Regions from separate parts of the Homo sapiens genome. Here region 1 is linked to region 2. The links are chromatin contacts, found by Hi-C or POLR2A ChIA-PET in ENCODE. All regions are on one chromosome and are shown on one strand. Each heading gives the region's core, a stretch centred on a gene start or an enhancer-like site at or near the end of the contact. The rest is flanking DNA. Distances are from core to core; before and after follow the strand shown.

Region 1 (2,700 bases), core at 38-2,537, 89 kb before region 2:
TAAGTTCTTAACACTGCAAAAGAAGTACCACGATATATAATCCTAAGGTGTCTCTTGCTTCCCTTAATATTAGTTTCCTAAGTTGCTTTTTTTGTTGTATGCTCTGGTTCCTTTGTTTAGATTCCTACATAGTAACCCTTTGGTGCATATCTATCTATTCCACTGTTGATGGGCATAAAGGTCGTTTCTAATTTTTATTGTACTGTGAATAATGCTGCTCTTATAATTTACATGTTTAAAACCGTCTTTTCAGTACATTCCTTTTATAATTAAAAAATAAAAAGATTTTTATATTAGTTCTTCTGTTGCACTTCTGAAATAATTTTGAGTATATATTTTATATAAACAGAAAGTGGAAACTTATTTTTATTTTTTTTAAGTTCAAAGAGAAAAGATATGATAACTCCGGAAGAAATTTTCAGCATTTCCTGGTGAAATGGCTGATTAAAGAGATACTAAAGAATGAGGAAGATTAAGCACAGAATTGGGTGAGAGATGGGAAAGCCTGAACTAAAAGCAGAAGTGAGTGCAAGCAGGTGCTGTGTCATCATCCCAAAGCTCTGAGCAGCTCAGCTGACTGATCACAGAATATGTAGGCCCATGAACAAATGAACACACACAAGAGGGAGTAGAAAGGAGAAACAAAGAACTGAAAAATAAATTAGTGCTGGATCCTCATTAAAGCTCAGTGAAGGAAGACCTGATATTAACAGAAGCATAGTTAACTCCCTCTAGTTGGTAATAGCCCAGGCTAGTGGCACAAAGAGGGATATGTGAGTGGCAGCATCTATAGAACCCATGAGACAGACTTTATATTTTGGACAGAGGGCTGGACAGGGAGGTGTTGCTTTTCAGATTGGTTACTGACACTATCTATTTTGTCAGAAACAGCCTCTGTCTGGTTTTCCGGTCAGTGATTTCTAGGTTAAAATTATAGTTTTGGTTTTGTAAGGCAGGAGAAAGATCTTAGACTCCAATGAGTGGTGAGACACAGCAAGCCCATGGCGGGCAGAACAAGGCCTCAAGGTTCAGAGCTCATTTGGTGGTAAAGTTTGAAGAAATGGCAGGCCAGGAGACATGCCCAAGGGGATTTATTAAAATCCCATTTCCTGGAGCAATATTTTCAGGGGAGGTCATGTCAGCTGAGAGGGTGAGACTATGAACCCTCCCCCAGGACAGGCCTCACTGTTGGCGCAGAGACAGTAAGGCTGGGCATTGGTGGGTCTCTTTTAAGCAGCTCTTCTTATACCTCTTTTCTCACATTCCTGCTGTGCTCCTCTTTTATCATGAAACACAGCATGAGGGGAATATATGAAATCTGAGGACCTGGACTTAAGAACTCAGCTAGAACCATTCCAAAGCAGTAAGGACTTTCTCGCAAGGACAGTGAATGAGAGAACTTTGGAAGAGATTCAGCTCCTCACTTCTGCAGGATCCTGCCCTAGGTTCTCAGCTGCCTGTCTGCATCTATCTCTACTTCCAGAGAGGACTTGCAGTGCCAGTGACTGGAGGAGCCTTTGATCTCTGATCCTAGAGACAGCCATACACACACCTACATTCATCCTGGCCAGAAGAAGCAACTTTTCTTTCTTTGGCTTCTTGAACCTCTTTACCTGGAAGCTATGCCCCTTCCCATATGAGGTAAGGGCTCTGTCTCCGTTTCAAGGCAATATGGGAAGTCTGGAAGTCCTGAGAAACAGGGTCAAGACCTTACACTGCTCTCCTTCTCAGATTCTCTAGTTCCTCAGGCTTTATGATTCACTCACTCCCATCTATATCTTATCAACCTTGTACATGTACCCATCTTGCACATGTAGGAACAACCAAAATAATTCTATGCCATTGGCCAGCCGTGAGTTCCTAGAATTCCTGATGATGGCCTCCTGGTAAAAGTCTCAGTACTTACCTTTGTTACATCTAGATTTTCCTGGCCTCCAGTAGTTTGATGTGAGTCCCCAAATGAATAGTACCTCAAAGGAGGACTATCTAAAATATGCTGAAGTGCCTTTCCCCTGCAGGACTGCTTGGCGCTAAGTCCAGTGCCACACAAAAAGCCAAATGAAGTAAATACAAAAAATAAATATACTGAGCAGAGATGAAAAAGAAAAACTTATAAAATATACTTCCAAAAATTTAGCTCTACCTTGTTAATTGACTGACCATTTTCCATAAACTATAGCAATGCCTCTTAATATCAGCCTCTGCTGACTTCTCTTGGTTTGAAATACCCGCAACCACCAGCAGTTTTCCAGAATGAAGCTCTTCCTCTGTAGGCCCAGTGTGTGTTCTCTGGCCTTTCCCTTTAGATGACCCCAGAGAGAACTCAGTAAATGGAAAGAAGGGAAAACAATAGTCCCGTATCAGAGGGAGGAGGTAGGTATGTAGGATCCTGAGTCCTGGTTACACCACCTTACCCAAGCCCTGATTTTTCTTCTCTTTGAAATCCTGTCCAAACATCTGGTGCAGGAAGCTAGAAGAATGTGCCCAGCTAATTATGTTCCTCCTTTTATTTACCTGTCCATTCATCTTTTTATTCAAGAAAAATGAAGGCATTTCAAATCTAATATTTAGCAGAAATAGTGCTTAGAATTGACTTTGGACTTGTGTTTTTGTTGTCAACAGACAAATAAGGTTTTCCGGTCAGTGGGTCAGTGGTTCCTAGGTTAAAATTATAGTTTTGATTTTGTAAGGCAGGAGAAA
Region 2 (2,700 bases), core at 201-2,700:
CAGCAGGGTCATGCTCTCTGACAGATCTGAAAAAGAATGCGTTTTATACCTTTCCCTTGGCTTCAGGTGTGCTCCAGCAATCCTTGGTGTTCATTCATTGATTTGCAACTGCTTGACTCCATAATCTCTGCTTTCAAGGTCACATGGCTTTCTGCCTGTATGTCTCTGTCTTTACCTGGTCAGCATCACCCTGTGTCCATCTCTCTCTCTTCATGCGCATTTTTTTTTTTTTTTTTTTTGAGATAGAGCCTCACTCTGTCGCCCAGTCTAGAGTGCAGTGCCCGATCTCAGCTCACTGCAACCTCCACCTCCCGGGTTCAAGCTATTCTCCTGCCTCAGCCTCCCGAGTAGCTAGAATTACAGGCATGAGCCACCACGCCCGGCTAATTTTTGTGTTTTTAGTAGAGACGGGGTTTCGCCATGTTGGCCAGGCTGGTCTCGAATTCCTGACCTCAGGTGATCCGCCCGCCTCGGCCTCCCAAAGTGCTGGAATTACAGGAGTGAGCCACCGTGCCCGGCCTGCATATATGTATGTACGTATATATGTGTCTATCTATCTAGCTAGCTAGACACTAGGCATTTTGGATTAGGCGCCCACCTATGCCTGCATGACTTCATCTTAACAAATGACATCTGCAATGACCCTATTTCCACATAAGGTCACATTCTGAGTTACTGCAGGTTAGGACTTAACATAGCTTTTTGGGGACGGGAAGAATCATGGGGAAGACACAATTCAACCCATAACAAGGAATAATTTTGACAGTCATTGCCAATTTGCAGATGTTAAGGCTCAAAAACAAACTATAATATTATTGTTCATTAACACATAAATGTGTAGGTATGTTTTTTCCCCTTAAAAAGACACACTGGTGTAATTAAAAACAATCTACTACTTTTCCCTTTAGTGCTGTAATTTTTTTAACTGGAGTGATTACTTCAATAAAAGAAAAATTTCACTATCTGCGTTTCTTTTCCGGGCATCGTTATTATCCATCTCACCATTACTACTGAAAATCACTGTGTTAAAAACAATGCGTACAGGTGTCAACCAGGCCAGCTGGCCACTGCTGGACCCGGTAGGGCCGTCAGCCCGCAGGACCCCGAACCCTCCGGGTGCCTTTCTCTTCAGACGCTCTCTTTCCCAGGAGTCTCCGCGGCGGAGCGCCCCATCGCCCTAAATGCCACTGGCTGACGCAGCCCCAAAAAAAACCCGATGGCCCGCTTATCCCACACTAGGGGGCGCCTGGTTCTTCGGCCGCCACAGAGCGCTCTGGATGCCTGAAGCCCGCCCAGCTCGCCGCCTCTGGAAAAGCTCAACACCGTTTCTCCGCCCTTCCCGAGATTGCCAACGAGGCAGGCTCTGATGCGCATGCGCAAACACGTTCACCACGCTCCGAGCTAAGGCGCATGCGTTCCCTGAAATTGCCGCCACCGGCTCTACCTTCCAGTTTCCAGTTCCGGCCTCCAAGGGGCGGGCAGAAGTTGGAAACATGCGGCTGTCGGTCGCTGCAGCGATCTCCCATGGCCGCGTATTTCGCCGTATGGGCCTCGGTCCCGAGTCCCGCATCCATCTGTTGCGGAACTTGCTCACAGGGCTGGTGCGGCACGAACGCATCGAGGCACCATGGGCGCGTGTGGACGAAATGAGGGGCTACGCGGAGAAGGTGAGGAGCGCGGCCCTCTTGTCCACTCTGCGGGTCTGGTCTGAGGGGGCGGAGCCGGCTGCAAGTGGAAAGGGACCGGGACCAACCTGGTAAACCATTCCCCAAGTCTGAGTCCCCCAGAACCTTGGGCTGAACCCGCCCCTCCATCGCCTCTAATGGAAGACTGGTTAGGGCTGCGGAGTTAGGGGTGGCGTAGATTGGAGATGCTTGGCTAGTGGAAAGAATGGATTGCCTTCCGGCATTAGAGAAATTAGATTGGCACCTTGTTTTCTTGCTCGGTTGGATCCGTGATGTTATGTCCTCACAGCTCATCGACTATGGGAAGCTGGGAGACACTAACGAACGAGCCATGCGCATGGCTGACTTCTGGCTCACAGTGAGTGCGACCTATCTGCCTTCAAAATCCCACCCTTTGCTCCCTGGGGGTGGGGGTTGGAAAAAGGAGAACTATGCAGAATTAAACTTGGGTACTCACTTATGGGCCAGTGCTGCTAACTAAATTAGAAACTGTGTCTTAAGTTAGTTGAAGTCGATGTGAATATACCTCTGCACAACTGCCTATAAACGACCCCTTTGTGTAACACTGACTATGCCAGATTGGCGAGGGGAGGGGGAGGTCTTTCTATGTGTGGATGGACCTTACCTTTGGGAATGGTGTAAAGTTAAATGCCTCTGCAGTTTTGCCTGACTCTGCTGTCTCTTGGATAATTCTCCCTCTAGGAGAAGGATTTGATCCCAAAGCTGTTTCAAGTACTGGCCCCTCGGTACAAAGATCAAACTGGGGGCTACACAAGAATGCTGCAGATCCCAAATCGGAGTTTGGATCGGGCCAAGATGGCAGTGATCGAGTATAAAGGGAATTGCCTCCCACCCCTGCCTCTGCCTCGCAGAGACAGCCACCTTACACTCCTAAACCAGCTGCTGCAGGGTTTGCGGCAGGACCTCAGGCAAAGCCAGGAAGCAAGCAACCACAGCTCCCACACAGCTCAAACACCAGGGATTTAACTGGATCTGAAGAGTCTGCAGCCCTTAA

The links. A loop is a pair of places that touch in the nucleus more often than their neighbours do. ChIA-PET counts read pairs that join two places held with the same protein, here RNA polymerase II (POLR2A). Pooled maps may share reads with other maps.
Region 1: a loop to region 2 is called in a pooled map, with 7 times the contacts of the local background. The contact joins the promoter of OR2AG2 here to the promoter of MRPL17 in region 2. A Hi-C loop is called at or near these places in 3 of 50 pooled maps. POLR2A ChIA-PET finds 5 or more read pairs at or near these places in 3 of 52 experiments (BJ, activated CD4-positive, alpha-beta T cell and activated naive CD4-positive, alpha-beta T cell).

The regions. Positions count from the first base shown.
Region 1 is chr11:6,770,563-6,773,262 of GRCh38, reverse strand. It overlaps OR2AG2 (olfactory receptor family 2 subfamily AG member 2), which reads left to right and starts at 1,287. Exons shown (of 2, transcript NM_001004490.2): 1 at 1,287-1,641.
Region 2 is chr11:6,682,090-6,684,789 of GRCh38, reverse strand. MRPL17 (mitochondrial ribosomal protein L17) reads left to right here and starts at 1,450. Exons shown (of 3, transcript NM_022061.4): 1 at 1,450-1,667; 2 at 1,975-2,043; 3 at 2,388-2,700. The coding sequence starts at 1,494. The coding sequence ends at 2,672. RefSeq lists enhancers at 1,290-1,729, 1,146-1,908.